Linked DNA regions of Homo sapiens: region 2 is linked to region 1. A link is a contact called in ENCODE Hi-C or POLR2A ChIA-PET data. All regions are on one chromosome and are shown on one strand. The core of a region is the stretch at or near the end of the contact, and the rest is flanking DNA. Distances in the headings are between cores, read along the strand shown. Region 1 has its middle 9.9 kb from the start of H1-2. Region 2 overlaps LOC124901288 (a long non-coding RNA gene).

What was found. Hi-C counts contacts between places; a loop is a spot of excess contacts on that map. ChIA-PET counts read pairs that join two places held with the same protein, here RNA polymerase II (POLR2A). Pooled maps may share reads with other maps.
Region 2: a pooled map shows a loop between it and region 1 (3-fold over the local background). The contact joins two enhancer-like sites. A Hi-C loop is called at or near these places in 3 of 50 pooled maps. POLR2A ChIA-PET finds 5 or more read pairs at or near these places in 4 of 52 experiments (Caco-2, PC-9, activated B cell and 1 more).

The regions. Positions count from the first base shown.
Region 1 is chr6:26,062,525-26,070,251 of GRCh38, forward strand. No RefSeq gene overlaps it. Among named protein-coding and RNA genes, the nearest start is that of H1-2, 9.9 kb to the left of the region's middle. RefSeq lists a silencer at 2,103-2,242 and an enhancer at 4,089-4,588. Within about 2 kb of position 3,592, at least 7 of the 41 ENCODE cell types and tissues checked have a DNase peak (open chromatin) inside an H3K27ac peak, as active enhancers do.
Region 2 is chr6:26,338,910-26,346,024 of GRCh38, forward strand. It overlaps LOC124901288 (a long non-coding RNA gene), which reads left to right. Exons shown (of 2, transcript XR_007059522.1): 2 at 785-1,376. Among named protein-coding and RNA genes, the nearest start is that of TRW-CCA3-2, 11 kb to the left of the region's middle. RefSeq lists an enhancer at 3,601-3,740. Within about 2 kb of position 3,547, at least 2 of the 41 ENCODE cell types and tissues checked have a DNase peak (open chromatin) inside an H3K27ac peak, as active enhancers do.

The DNA.
Region 1 (7,727 bases), core at 2,342-4,841:
AAAATAGTGGTTCTTAAACATTTAGATATCAGGACTTCTTTACACTCCTAAAAACTATCAGGCCTCCAAAAAATATTTTGCTAAATATAGGCATTTATCACTTTGGAAAACAAAGCTGAGTATTAATTATTTAATTATTTATATTAATATTTATTTGATAACCTTTAAAATATTATAAAATTAATATTTATTTATAATGCATATATGTGATTATATAGTTCATATGTAGCCATATATTTATCATATATACCATAGATTTATGTTATATATTACATATGTATGAAGAAAAAATGGAAAGTAAACCCAAAAGTTCCCCATTCCCTAACCCATTCAAAACCCTGGAAGTCCCAGGCTAATCTGAAACTTGTAAAACTGCCTGCATGTAGAGAGCACAGCTGAGCTGGTAGTGTGGAAGAGCAGAAAGACAGCAGTTCTGGAGCAAGGAAGCTTTATATTTAATCCCAGTTTCTCCATTCATGAGCTTGGTTACCCTGCCAAGTTCCTTCTCTGTAAAATGGGAATAATACTCCCAGAAATACAGTGAGGATTAAATTAGATAATGTGCATACAGTTCCTGGGATTGGGATCAGCACACAGTAGCCTCTCATTTGAGGCATATTTGCATTAGATCCTTGCTGTATGATATCCTTCTGTTTCTTTCTTTTTTTTTTTTTTCCTTTGGTGACCCTAAGAAAGATGGTACTCTCCTTAACTTGGAGGGCTGGATGCGAAGAGACCAAATCCAACAAGCTGGTTCATTCTTTCTAATTATGTGTGCTTCCCTTAGCTGCCTCTGAAAGGATACAGGCCCTAGGTACTAGCCCCAAGAAGCCTAATGATAAGAGATAGAGCTGGACCACCAGAGAAGAGATGAGTGTGTATGTGTGTGTGTGCAAGCAATTATATGTGTGCATTTAGGAGTGGTAGGTGTGTAAACAGTCTAGAACACTCATTCTCACTGTGATGTGAGGATGTATCCCCACATCACTGTTCTGGGAGCTCACTCCTTGTCCATCATCCAAGCTTATGATGGACAATTCTTTCCCAAGTGGGAAAGAATTCTGATGACACTCACATAACTACCCAGTCCCAACTTTCTGTATCCAAGGTGTGTGCATACCTTTGATAGCAGGCAGGTGTGCCTAGCCAATATATTAGGAGCATGGTATTCCAGCACTCTGCACTTTTTTACTATAGAATTCATCTCAACCTGCTTACATTACATGAAAGTTTTGATTGATATCAAATTTTTATTATGTTTGCTTATCAAAGGATTTGTAATTATGCTTCAGTTGATACATAGATTGTTTATATTTTTCATGGTTACTTGAAGCACTTATATTTTCCTCATACTTTTACAAAGTAATCAAGGAAAAATACAGAGGCAGCTTAGTATATTAGTCAAAAGAATAATTAGACTGTCTTGGAACCTGGAATGTCTGAGTTCAAATTCAATTTTGCCGTTTTACCAGCTGTGTGACTTTGGGTGAGTTAATAAACCTTTTCGTGTCTCAGTGTTCTCACATGTAAAGAGACAATAATAAGCCTACCTGTTTCATGGGTCATTATGAGGATTAAGGAGTTAACATTTAAATAGTTCTTAGAACAACCTCTGACATATTTTAAGTACAAAAATATATACATATATTAAATAATAACTTTTCTAAAACATCCTACCTACAATCTTGTGTGCAAATTGGTGGCTCAATTCTGCAACTGTTGTTGGTGGTGTTGTTGTTAAGCTTTTGTTTGTCATGACTGTTATCAGTAATATTAATACAGACAGTTAACTGAACCCTTCCTCTGCACCAGGCATTATATGGACTATTTTCATTCTGACTCCCTGCATTCTATGAGACAACCACCATTGTAATCATTCTCACGTTGCCAATAAGGAAATGGAGAATGAGAATTCAGACTTCTCCAAGAAGTGCTGCAGACTGATTATAAATCATGCATCCTAAACACACACATATTAAAGTATCAACTAAATCAAACAGAATAAAACTTTTGTTTTTCTATCTACAAAATGCATGAATTAAAATATGCCCCAACTACTTAACTAATATATTTAGTAAGTAGAGGGATGGAAGCGTTTTCACTCCTTCAATACATTCTTCATCAACCTCTCTCACCTTACCCCTCTGTCACAGGCATTTCCTATGTCATGCGGTTTTTCTGATGTACGCTAGGTGGCAGTCAAAACCACGAACTCTTGAAAGAGAGTATATTCCTATTTTTCTGCAGCCTCAACCTCCAGGGCTCAAACGATCCTCCTGCCTCAGCCTCCTGAGTAGCTGGGGCCACAGGTGCGAGCCACCACACCTGGCTAACTTTTACATTTTTGATAGAGACGGGGTCGCCATGTTAGCCAGCCTGGTATCGAATTCCTGACCTCAGGTGATCTGCCCGCCTCAGCCTCCCAAAATGTTGGAATAACAGGAGTGAGCCACAGTACCTGGCCGGTAATTTTTAACTTCTAGCTATACACTTAGTTTTTTGTCCTTTTCAGTGGACAGAAATTATAATGCCTGTTTGACAGGGGATAATTCTGAGGCACTGGGAAGCCATGAGACTGCATGGATTGCACAGGCAGGCAAGAACATGGGAAGGAACAAGTGTCTTAGACACTTGTCTCAGTGGTCTAGAAAAATCATGCTAGCTGATTCATTCACTCCACAAACAACTGATCAACATCTTCAAGAAGCCTAACAATGTACTGAGTTCAGGGGACAAGAAAATAATTCAGACAGGCTCTACCTTCATGGTGGTGTTTGAAGAATAGGGATCTAGAAAACGGTAGGTAATAGTGGCTGTGCAAAAGATATCAGAGATGATATGAAAAGGAGGGACTAGACCATTTTACCCAGGAGTGGAGGTTAAACATAGGGTCTTTAAGGGAAACGTAAAAATATTAATTCTTTTCATTTTTGAAGTAAAATGACCATCGCTTCTCGGCCGTTTGGCTAAGAACAAGTGAAGTAAAATGACTGAGGATGACAGACATAAATACTGCTATACAAACATGGTAGCACTGAAATTGGCTCTTGCCTGACAGGAAGCAAAATTATAAAATTCATTATTTAGATATATCAATAATGATGGTGATCAGGCTGTAATAATAATGTTATTAATCATTATGTATCAATAAGAATACAGGTGTGTGACTTTACAATGTGCCTAAGAGCAACCCAATATTTTGATTGTAAACCACATTCCCTTAAACACACACACACCTCAAACAAGACCCCATAAAGCAGACTGCACTAAAGTGGAGGTTATGTAAAAGTCCAACAGAATAAGAACCCTCCCCCATTGTGTATTAATCTGTGAACTAAAAAAAAATTTCATTAAATTGAAAATATCTAATTGTCAACTAGCAATTTTAAAGAGTTTAGGCAGAAAATGAAATATAAAGCTTTTTTTTAACTTTTAGATTTTTCAAAGCTAGCAGAACTGCTGAAGAATAACAATTCAAAACATAGGTTTGCTTTGGTTTCAATCTCTGTAGCCAAAGGCATTTACAATGTAGGATGTTGTTTGTGCTTTCAGACACTAGATGACGCTCCAAATCAAAATGCCGGTAGTTGGACAGCCCCTGATCAAGCCGCCCGGCAAATCATTAACTGGGTTGACACTGTATTACTCAGCAGATTTCAAAACTCATTCACATACAGAGTCTTTTGGTGGACAAAAATAATTATTACCCACAATTGACAGTGACAGTACTGAGAAGCTGGGAAACTGAAGTAGGACCCTGGAGCAGCCAAGTACAGAGACTGGCTCCCAGGACCTTAGGAGTTAATACTATTCCTAAAGAGAATAAATTGTCAAATAGACAAGAAATTCATGTGGGTTGATGCATTCACTTCCCCAAAACAATTATTAAGCAGTAGAAATGATAACTACGCTGGTAGTGGAAATAGTTTACAGTAAAAGGGAGAAGACATGCAAAAACCAAAAAAAAAAACGGGGCCGGGCGCAGTGGCTCACTCCTGTAATCCCAGCACTTTGGGAGGCTGAGGCGGGCCGATCACGAGGTCAGGAGATCGAGACCATCCTGGTTAACAAAGTGAAACCCCGTATCTACTAAAAATACAAAAATTAGCCGGGCTTGGTGGTGGGTGCCTGTAGTCCCAGCTGCTCAGGAGGCTGAGGCAGGAGAATGGCGTGAATCCGGGAGGCGGAGCTTGCAGTGAGCGGAGATCACACCACTGCACTCCAGCCTGGGCAACAGAGCAAGACTCCGTCTCCAAACAACAACAACAAAAAAACAGGCAGTGATGTTTTATGTGGGTCAGTGTGAAGTAGAGATCAAAGGAGAAAACGGCCAATCTTACCAAATAATGGATGCAGAAATAATCTTCATGGAGAAGCCACTTTAATTATGTCTTAAATGAGAGTAACAAATTAAACATAAGAACCTGTAGGGGCTAAGGGAAAACTTACTCTTTGGCCTCTGAAGAGTCGCTGAAAACCACCGACAAGAGGAAGATTAATAGGATAAAATGCATCCAATTTATTATTATTATTATTATTATTATTATTATTATTATTATTTTTAGACGGAGTCTCACTCTGTCACCAGGCTGGAGTGCAGTGGCGCAATCTCGGCTCACTGCAACCTCCGCCTCCCGAGTTCAAGCAATTCTCCTGCCTCAGCCTCCCCAGTAGCTGGGACTACAGGCATGTGCCACCACGCCCAGCTAACTTTTGTATTTTTAATAGAGACGGGGTTTCACCATTTCGGCTAGGGTGGTCTTGACCTCGTGGTCTGCCCGCCTCAGCTCCCAAAGTGCTGGGATTACAGGCGTGAGCCATTGCACCCGGCTGCATCCAATTTATTAATGTGTATATTAATAAATTATCCAATTTATATCCAATTTATTAATGTGTATTAACATGTACAGGGGAAATTGTCCATTTTTATTTTTTAGATTCAACAAAGTATGGGCCGCCGTGTAGAAATAGGATTGCTAATAAACAGAGTAGGGAAACCCAGCAAGGCCTGTCTGTCTAGATTCTTCTTCGCCTCTCTGTGCAGCATTCCTTCCTTCTGGATCCTCTCTGGAATGCGGTCTGGTGATCTATGATCAAATAAGGTAGTTCAGATAATTTCTTTATGGCCAGTTTTTACACAGAAAAACAGAGGGAAAGTTAGAGTAATATTTTTAGGTTTTATGGCTGGGCTCTGGGGAAAAGGTGTTTTGATTTCTATGACCTAACTTGAGGAAGAGGAATTCTCATTTCTATGGCTAGACTCCGGGGAGAATGGGACTCAGAGACAGGAGGGCAGGAGAAGATCAGAGAAAAACTTTGGCTTCTGCGGTCTTTATTTTGGGGTATTGTTTTCTGAGTTCCAACAAACCCCAAGGACCTACAAAGACTGCATACTTTTTTTTTCCTTTTTATTAATTGTGAGATAACCACAGCATAGGCAATTTGTTTTTTGTTTTTGTTTTTGAGACAGGATTTTGCATTGTTGCCCAGGCTGGAGTGCAGTGGCATAATCATAGCTCACTGCGTCCCCAAACTTCTAGGCTCAAGAGATCCTCCCAGCTTAGCCACAACTGAGAGGTGCTACTAGCATTTAGTGAGTAGAGAACAGATATGACTAGAGGTTCATTAAGTGTTTTGAGCCTTTACAGCTTCAAAATTGTCTTTGCTAACCCCTAACTTTTGGATGCTACAGAGGGCCCCTGGAGTATCCAAAGGAGAGGTAAACAGGATCATTTGACACGTTTAGTTATATAGGATTGTTGAAATAAGGTGATATTTGATCTTCAGGTCATATTTCAGTGAAAACTGTGAATGTGTGTTCCAAAATTATAGGGGATTTCTAGAGTTCTGATATCTGAGTTTGTGTCATCAGTTATAATTAGAGTTATTGTGTTAGGCTATTGTAAATCACAGAGGTGACTAAATTTCTTTGTCAATTGTGTTTTTGACTGTGACTACCCTAGGACATTTTAACATTCATAGACAAATGTTGTCTTGTTTTGAAACTCTGCAAAGAATGGATTATAACCCTCAATTGCAGGTTTCTGATAACTTTGAAGATTGTGAACAGGAGTTAACTAGGTGAGCTGAACTATTGGAAAACTAATCTTCTTGACTCTTGCCTCTGTACCTAATTCTTCCTGGATGCAGGACAAGAACTCAGGCAAAGGTGCTGCAGCATAAAGTCTGGCCAGAGAAACTGACACTCCAGAGGTTTTGTAACAATATTTTATGTTAAATAATTTATACGTATTTCCTATTCTAAGCATTTCAAGTGATTGTAAAAACTCAACTCATGAAAACTTATAGCTGAGATGATGTATCCTGTGATTTTTAACTCAACTTTATACCAATCTAAGTTGATTAGCATTCTTACAAAGTTTAAGAAGTTAAGATTTGCCATATTAAGTATTGTCTTAAGATTTTTAAGAATTGAAAAATTTGGAGCAGTTTTGTTCATTAGTCAATTGGATACTTTAAAAGTCCAGTATGTCAGATTTAAAAATTGCAATTTATAAGTTTTCTTCTTAAAGTTCGTCAAATTGCAAAAGCCTTGCCAAAAATGAATGTTAAAAATTTGGTAGATTATTTGTTCTATGGGTTCTATGGGAAAAAATTGGTAGATTAATAAATGCCAATAGTAAGCATTGTAAATTGAATTTAAAAGTTTAAGGAAGAGCTATTAATTTAATTTTGTCATAATAATGAATTGAATGTTGTTTTTTAAGTACCATAGTACTTGCTGAATGATCTTTCTGTATGGAAAAGGACATAAAAATGCACATTGGTAACATCAACTCTATTTCAGCGGCGGGATTGTGGGGTGAGCTTATCTCCAGGTTTGGGAAGGATGTGTTGTATCATCTGCCTCTTGTGTGTGTACTACCTGCCATTGCTGCTTGGCCACCAGCATCCATCTTGGTGAGTCCTGTCTCCCTCTAAAAGACTCGAGCTGTGCTGTTCAATCCAGTAGCCCCTAGCTACATGTAGCTATTGTAATGAATTAAAATTAAGTAAAATTAAACATTCTGCTCCTCAGACACCAGTCACATTTCAAGTGCACAATAGTCACAAGTGGCCAGTAGCTAGTTTTGAACAGTGTGGAAAGATTTCTGTCATCACAGAGCATTCTATTATCACGTTGTAAAGCATTCTCTAGCTCTTGCAAACTTGTCAGATCCCTTAAAAGTTCTTAAAAATAATTCATCATTCGAATTTTGCTCAGACTAATTTTTAGGGAAGTCTTTTTCTGGAGGCGTGGACTTGTGATCTCCATAATTCATCCCTTCTACTATGTTAGTTACCTTGAGCTGCTGTAATAAAATACTATAGACTTAGTCGCTAAAAAAAAAATAACTTTCTCACAGTTCTGGAAGCTCAGAAGTCCAAGATCCAGGTGCTGGCCAATTCAGTTTCTAGGTGAACGCTCTCTTCCTGACTTGTTGGTGGCAGCAGCATTCTCACTATGTGCTCATGTGGTGTCCTTTTTGTGCTTGTAGGGCTTAGGCAGTGGAGAGAAGGAGGAGAGAAAAAGAGGTCTCACTGTTTTCTCCTTTTCCCGAGACAGGTTCTCGTGTAGCCCAGGCTGGACAGCAATGGCTCACTGCAGCCTCCTCCTGGGCTCAAGCAATCCTCCCACCTCAGCCTCCAGAGTAGCTGGAGCCTCAGATGTGTACCACCACACCCAGTTCATTTTTTAAATTTTTAGAAGTTGGGGGTCTCACTAT
Region 2 (7,115 bases), core at 2,297-4,796, 280 kb after region 1:
AAGATTCAGAAACTTCCAACACATACTGTTGCCCAAGGCCACAGCCTGTGGGAGACTTGAACTTGGGGTGGCCCCTAGTTCCAGCTGACTCCTCTGCTTGTCAGCTTCACTCCCTCTGCTCAGGTTCCCAGCTGTGACTGGAGGCCCAGCTGGAGCTCTGTGCTTGGGCTCCACAGTCCCCATTGTATCCTTATAATAGTATGATACATTCCTTTTTTGTTTTCCTTAATTAAGTTTGAGTTGCATTGTTAGAAACCAAGTGTTAGGATATGAAAGCTCAACTCTTGTGTATGTGTATGTGTATGTTACTTTAGAAAAAACATTCTTTCCATTTTGCAGGGAGGGTAGGCCACCATGTTCTTAATCAGCAGGAAAGTAAACAGGCTCTTTTGTGGTTCTAGATGAGTGATCCATCCATCCATTCATTTATTCATTCAACAAATATTTATTGTTGGCCTAATGTGTGTGAAGCACTTTTCTAGACCCAGGGGATACTACAGTTAACAAACCAATTAAAACAAATTCCTCTGTTCGATGTTACTCTGCCTGGATATGATCCTAGGGACAATCGTAGCCATCTTGTGAGCATGAAGGGAGCTAAGCTGATGCATTGCATTAACCTTGCAAAATGTAAAGATGGAAAAAACCTGGGTCCTTAATGAGGATATATTGGAATTGTCCTCTGTGTTGGTCAGGATTAAAATGCAAACACTCAAACACACTTTAGATTGTTTAAACAGGAAAACATTTTTTACAAGAAATGTTGTAACATTTCTATGTTGAGCATTCAGATTGACTTCCAGTGCCACACTGCAGAATTGAACCACCGAGGGATCTGCTGACTCTTCTAAAATCACTACAGTGTCACTACCACAGCACTACAGCATCACTGCCACAACCAAGAAAACCACCACCATCAGAAAGCTCCTGCCTGCTGCCAGCTCCAGAACCATGCAGCACCTGCATCAACACCAGTAAAACAGATGACTTATGGCCTGCCTCTCAAGTCTTAAAAATCCATTATGGGTCACTGGAGACTCTGCTAACAACACTATACAGGAGAACCAAACAACAGTTAAAACTGCAGAAATGTAGCCTCATTTCTAGCCTCCAAATTCCATGTGACTACATCTAATTTGCTAGATATAGTTTGTTTAAGCTACATTTTTTTTTCCAAATCATGACTGCCTGAGAACCTGAGAGATGTAGTGTTTTGTTTTCCTGCCTCTACAGTACAGAAAAGATCACTAGGAGGAGAGAGAATGACTGTGGCATGCCACCTTACTAGAGCCTCTCCATGTCCTACCTGAGAACTTCTTGTTAATTGAGAAAACTCTTCTTTATTGTTTAAGCCAATAAATCAATCTGACACTCCAGGGTGTGGAATCAGTTCATGCCAGAATTTAGGCCTTCTAAGCCCAACCCTGTTCTCCCACACCTACCACCCCTCACTAACTTTGGTTTTCACACCTCTCCCTTCTCTCATGTGTGGTAGTCACAATATTCAACTAAAGAGCTCAGAGATGAGACTTTCCAGAGAAGAGGGTATCACAGCCAAGTTAAATCTATAGAGGTCTTTCTTAACAGATAACTGAAACAGAATTTCTGAGATCTGGTGAACTCAGCAAGAAACATAGGACTGACTTAGTTTCTTTCTCCATGGGTGAAGATAGGAAGACAAGTTTCTCAGAGAGTGAAGAGGGATGCTTTAAGAAAGAAACTAAGACCTTCTCCGTCTGCTGAACTATCCTTGACAATACCCTTATTTTGGGTTCCTTCTTAGTTACTCTTCCAAAGAAAATGACTTCCCCATTTCCATCCCCAAGTAACTAAAATGTCTACATTTCCTATAGAAACAATGGCATATTTCAGCAACTACCATATGCTGATCACTGTTTAGGAATGCAAAAAATATATCATTCTTGTAGAAGATGTTTATTTTCAGTCTTTAAATGAAATCTCTCTTAATAGCAGGCTCAATTCAAAATCATCTTCTAGTTTTTAAAAATTCGTAGATACGTGGACTTTTGGAACATGTTTTCTAAAAGGACCCCAACCACCTTTTTATGGATTCAGTTTTGTGTCCCCCAAAATTCATATGTTGAAATCCTAATCCTAGTACCTCAGAATGTAACCTTATTTGGATATAGCTTTGGGAGGACCTGAGGCAGAGCTGTAGGGTGTAGGGGAAGCTGTGGATGCTTCCTGGTTCCTCTGGGTGTGAATGTGGCTGACGGGTTCAGAGGCTGAGGATACCTCGCCAGGATGCTGAGGAAAGAAGCCAGGATTTTAGTGGTTCTGCACTCAGAAACCAGGGCACAAGAACGCAGAGGCAGATGCCCTAGTGGACAGACGACCAGGGAGGGCCAGCGGTTCTTCTCCATGCGTGGACACAGGAGCGGTCTTCTCTTCATGTCCAAACTGAGATACCATCTGAGGAAAAGGAGAGGCCCAAAATTAATTAATAAAGCCCTGAATTGACTAGGACGAAGACCATTATTGACTCAGGAGTAGCCTGGTTTGACTAAGATGAAGGATATGCCATTAAGCGGGAAGGGGCAGAGGATGGAAATAAAGCTCAGTTTGCATTCATATAAACGTACAGGCGCGCACCATCATGCCCGGCTAATTTTTGTGTTTTTATTGGTCAGGCTGATCTCGAACTCCTGAGCTCGCGATCAGCCCGCCTCGGCCTCCCAAAGTGTTGGGATTACAGGCGTGAGCCACCACGCCTGGCAACGCCTCTAGGAGCAAAACGTGCATTTCAGCTTTTGAGGTTCCCTGCTGTGCACAGCCCTCAGCTTGCCATCTATAGGCCGCTCCATTGACAGGGGTTGAGAGGGTGAGACTTTCTCAGGCCCACGGCACAGGCAGTGATGCATATCCGCCATGAGGGGGCGGCGAAGCCTAGAGAAAGAGAGAGACACCTGAGACGAGTTCGAAGAGGCGGGAGGAGGGAAAAAGCTGGGGCGGGAGGAAAGGGGACGGGCAGGGAGGGATGGAGAGGAAGAGAGAGAAGGAGGGATGGAGAGGAAGAGAGAGAAGGAGGGAGGGAGAGGAAGAGATGATAGAGTGAGGGAACGAGGAGGAGACGAGGAGGACTTGTGGGAGGAAAGAGAGAGCAGAGAAAAGGTGAGGAGTGGGAGGAGGGAGAGGAGAGAGGGAGGAACGGGAAGGAGGAGAAGAGTGGAGTACGAGGGAAAGAAGGAGGAATGAGAGGTGAAAGGAGCAGGGGAGGAGGGAAAGCAAGTTACTGAAGGGGAAAAACAGTTCTCTGGACAGCAGTTAGCGACAGTTGTAGAGTACTTTACATTTTACAGTGTGTCACAGATACTGGCTCATGTTTCCCTCACAGTAACAACCCAATTAAGCGGTAAGCAGTAATTGCTGTCCACGTATTATTTTCAACCTGAAATGTTATTTTTAACAAAACATACTTTATATATGACAAAATAAAGAGAAACATTGGGGCAAGTGTACAGACTAATGAACATTTACTACGTTTTAGTTTAGTGGTTTTTTGTTTTGTTTTGGTTTGGTTTTGACACAGAGTTTCACTCCTGTCACCCAGGCTGAAGTGCAATGGTGCTGTCTTGGCTCACTGTAACCTCTGCCTCCCCAGTTCAAGCGATTCTCGTGCCTCAGCCTCCTAAGTAGCTGGGATTGCAAGCATGCGTCACCATGCCTGGCTAATTTTTTATATTTTTAGTAAAGACAGGGTTTCACCATGTTGGCCAAGTTGGTCTTGAACTCCTGGCCTCAAGTGATCCAGCCACCTCGGTCCCTCAAAGTGCTGGGATTACAGGCATGAGCCACCAAGCCCGGCCTTGTTTTTTGAGACAGAGTCTCAAAAACCAAGGCTCTGTTGCCCAGGCTGGAATGCGGTGACACAATCACAGCTCACTGCAGCTCCAACCTCCCGGGCTCAAGTGGTTCCTCCCACCTCAGCCTCTATAGTAGCTGGGACTACAGGCATGAGCCACCATGTGTGAGCTACATTTCATGGTCTCTTTAAATCCATTTCTATGTTAATTCTCAGATCTCTGAATAGCATGTCACCAAAAAGCATGCTGTCTGAGCATGTCAGAGCTCAGACACAGAGGCAAAGGGACAGAGCAGCACACAAAACTTAACAGAAGTGCGTTCTCAAGGAGTCGGCTTGCTAATGGTACAGAGAGAAAATAAGTAACACGTAATGTCAGATGATGACTTAAATGTTATGGAGAAAAATTAAGCATAGGCATGGAAGTAGGATAAAGAGGGGCAGGGGACAGGGAAGTGGTTAGGGAGGGTTTTAAGCAGCCTTCTCATCTGTCAAATGGGGACAATAGCCCCTACCTGCAGGCAACACACCCTCTTTCCACCAATCATCCTTGGACTCCTCTCAGGGAGTCAGCCGGGACAGTACCCAGGGTAAGTCATCTTACCTCTCCCCTCCAGCAGGTCTCCAATAGGGAAGGAGGGATGGTTACTGTACATGTGCCCTTCACAATTTCAGATCCTTATAACTGGAAGGCTCATTCTAAATGACTAGAAAGAGATCCTGAGGGGGTCTTATTTCCAGCCCCTCCAAACAAATTTCAGATCAGAATACCATGCTAGTCTTCAACTTCTTAGCAGAAAGGGAAGTTATAAGGTCTCCCAGGGAAAAGCACAGATTTATCAGCAGCAGGTTACCTATTTGGGGTCCCTCCTAGAAGGAGAACAACGTTTGTTCCAAGACAGATGGGAGGTAATATGCCAACTATAAGCACCAGGGACCCAGAAGCAACTCTGAGAGTTCCTGGGAATGGCCTGGTTCTGCCACCTCTGGATTCCTAATTTTGGCCTCATTGCCCACCCCTCATATAAACAATCAAAAGGAAAGGACATGGGCCCTTTTAAATGGATGGTAGAATGCAACCAAGCAGTCCAAGTGGTTAAGACCCAGCTTATGAGAGCCCCAGCATCAGCCCTATCAGCTGTAAGCAAACCCTTCCATCCTTATATCCATGAGAAGAGAAGGAATATCCCTAGGGGTATTAAACACTAGCCTCTCTGCCTCGAGTCTACTTTTCTAAGCAACTGGACCTGGTTGCTAAAGGCAAGCCATCTTGCCTCTGGTCAGTGGCAGCTACAGCCCTCCTCCTGAAGGAGACAGAGAAGCTAACCTTTGGACAGCCCTTAACCATCTGGACTCCTCACCATACCCAAACTCTCATAAAAGAAAGGGAGGCAGAATGGCAATCCCCGGGCAGGACCCTCTAGTTACAGGTAATGCTTATTGATAACTCCCATATAATTTTAAAGGTGTGTAATAATTAGAACCCTACCACCCTCTTTCCATCTAAGGATGGGCATTTATTCCACAACTGTCTAGAAGTGATGGAAGAAGTATACTCCAGTAGACTAGCCCATTGAAGATGCAGAAGCCAGCCGGGCGCGGTGGCTCATACCTGTAATCCCAGCACTTTGGGAGGCTGAGGCAGGCGGATCACAAGGTCAGGAGTTCAAGACCAGCCTGGACAATATGGTGAAACCCGATCTCTACTAAAAATACAAAAAAATTCGCTGGGTGTGGTGGTGGGCACCTGTAGTCCCAGCCACTTGGGAGGCTGAGGCAGGAGAATTGCTTGAACCCGAGAGGTGGAGGTTGCAGTGAGCCAAGATCATGCCACTGCGCTCCAGCCTGGGTGACAGAGCGAGACTCCGTCTAAAAAAAAAAAAAAAAAGAAAAGAAAAAAGAAAATGCAGAAGCCGAATGGTTGACTGAAGAGAGTAGCTGTATGCAAGGAGGACAAAGGAGGACAAGTTATGCTATCTCCTATCTCACTAAAGTTATAGAGGCCCATGCCCTCGCTATGGGATGCTCTTCACAAAGCAGAACTTATTGCACTAACCCGGCTGCTGGAGTTGGGGGAAGGAAAAATTATCAGCGTATACACAGATTCCAAGTATGCCTACTGTATGCTACACACATGGAGCTGTTTGGAAGGAAAGGGGCATGTTAACATCTGATAACAAGCAGGTCAGAATGGTGCTGTCATTTTTAAAGCTATTGGACTTTAAATAAGAGAACCAGCCCATAAGAGAACAAGCCAGGTGGCGATTGTTCACTGCAGGGGCCACCAAAAGCAGAAGCACAAATACAATTATTAATGATTGTTTTTCAGGGCATGTCCTCAAATGTTGACCCCAGGATGCATGGGACCCTGAAATAGAACTGGGGTCCATAGGGTTACATGCCTCCCACTTCCATGCCTGGTTACAAGGGCTTACCACTGCAACATCTGTTCTTTCTCCCCTTCCTTCCTTCCTTCCTTCCTTTCTTTTCTTCCGTTTCTCCTCTCTCTCTTTTTCTTTCCTAAGATAGAGATGGAGTCTTACTATGTTGCCCAGGCTGGTCTTTAACTGCTGAGCTCAAGTGATCCTCCTGCCTCGGCCTCCCAAAGTGCTGAGATTACAGGCATGAGCCACCACCCGCAACCTGCAGTGTCTTTAAAAGGAACTGGAAACCTTCGGTCATGTGGCATAACCCTCTTTATTACTATCTCTCGTTGTTAGAAGGGAGTTTGCATCAATACATCTCATCTAGGGTCCTCAGGGAAAGTATTTAACCTTAGGGTATTCCTTTCCACTGCTTTAAATATCACAGGATCCAAGGCTGTGGAGAAAGGAGCCTATATGATCCAGACCAACTCCACTTTGGGCCCTTAGCTACCTCTAATCTAATTATTAGTAGAAGTGGTATAGGGCACTCCCTATAGCATTTTCTGGTGTCTAGGGATAGGTGACCTAAAGAAGTCCATTAAAAACATCTCAATCCTTATTCAACAACCACAGAAAGCTACAGTCAATACTCTGGATGCTCAACAGACAGCCTTGAACTCCCTACTTCAGTGCTGCAAAACCGAACGACCCTAGATGTACTCACAGCAGAGGCAGGGGCACATGTACCATGTTAAGAGAGGAATATTGCTTCTATATAAATACCTCAGGCCAAGTTGAAGAAAACTTAGAAATCTGTTATCAAAATATAGCTATACTGGACAAGACAAAGGGAGACCCCTCTTCACCCATCCTAGGCAGGATAGCTAATGATTAATTAGGGTGGTTGGGACCATGACTAAGCCCCA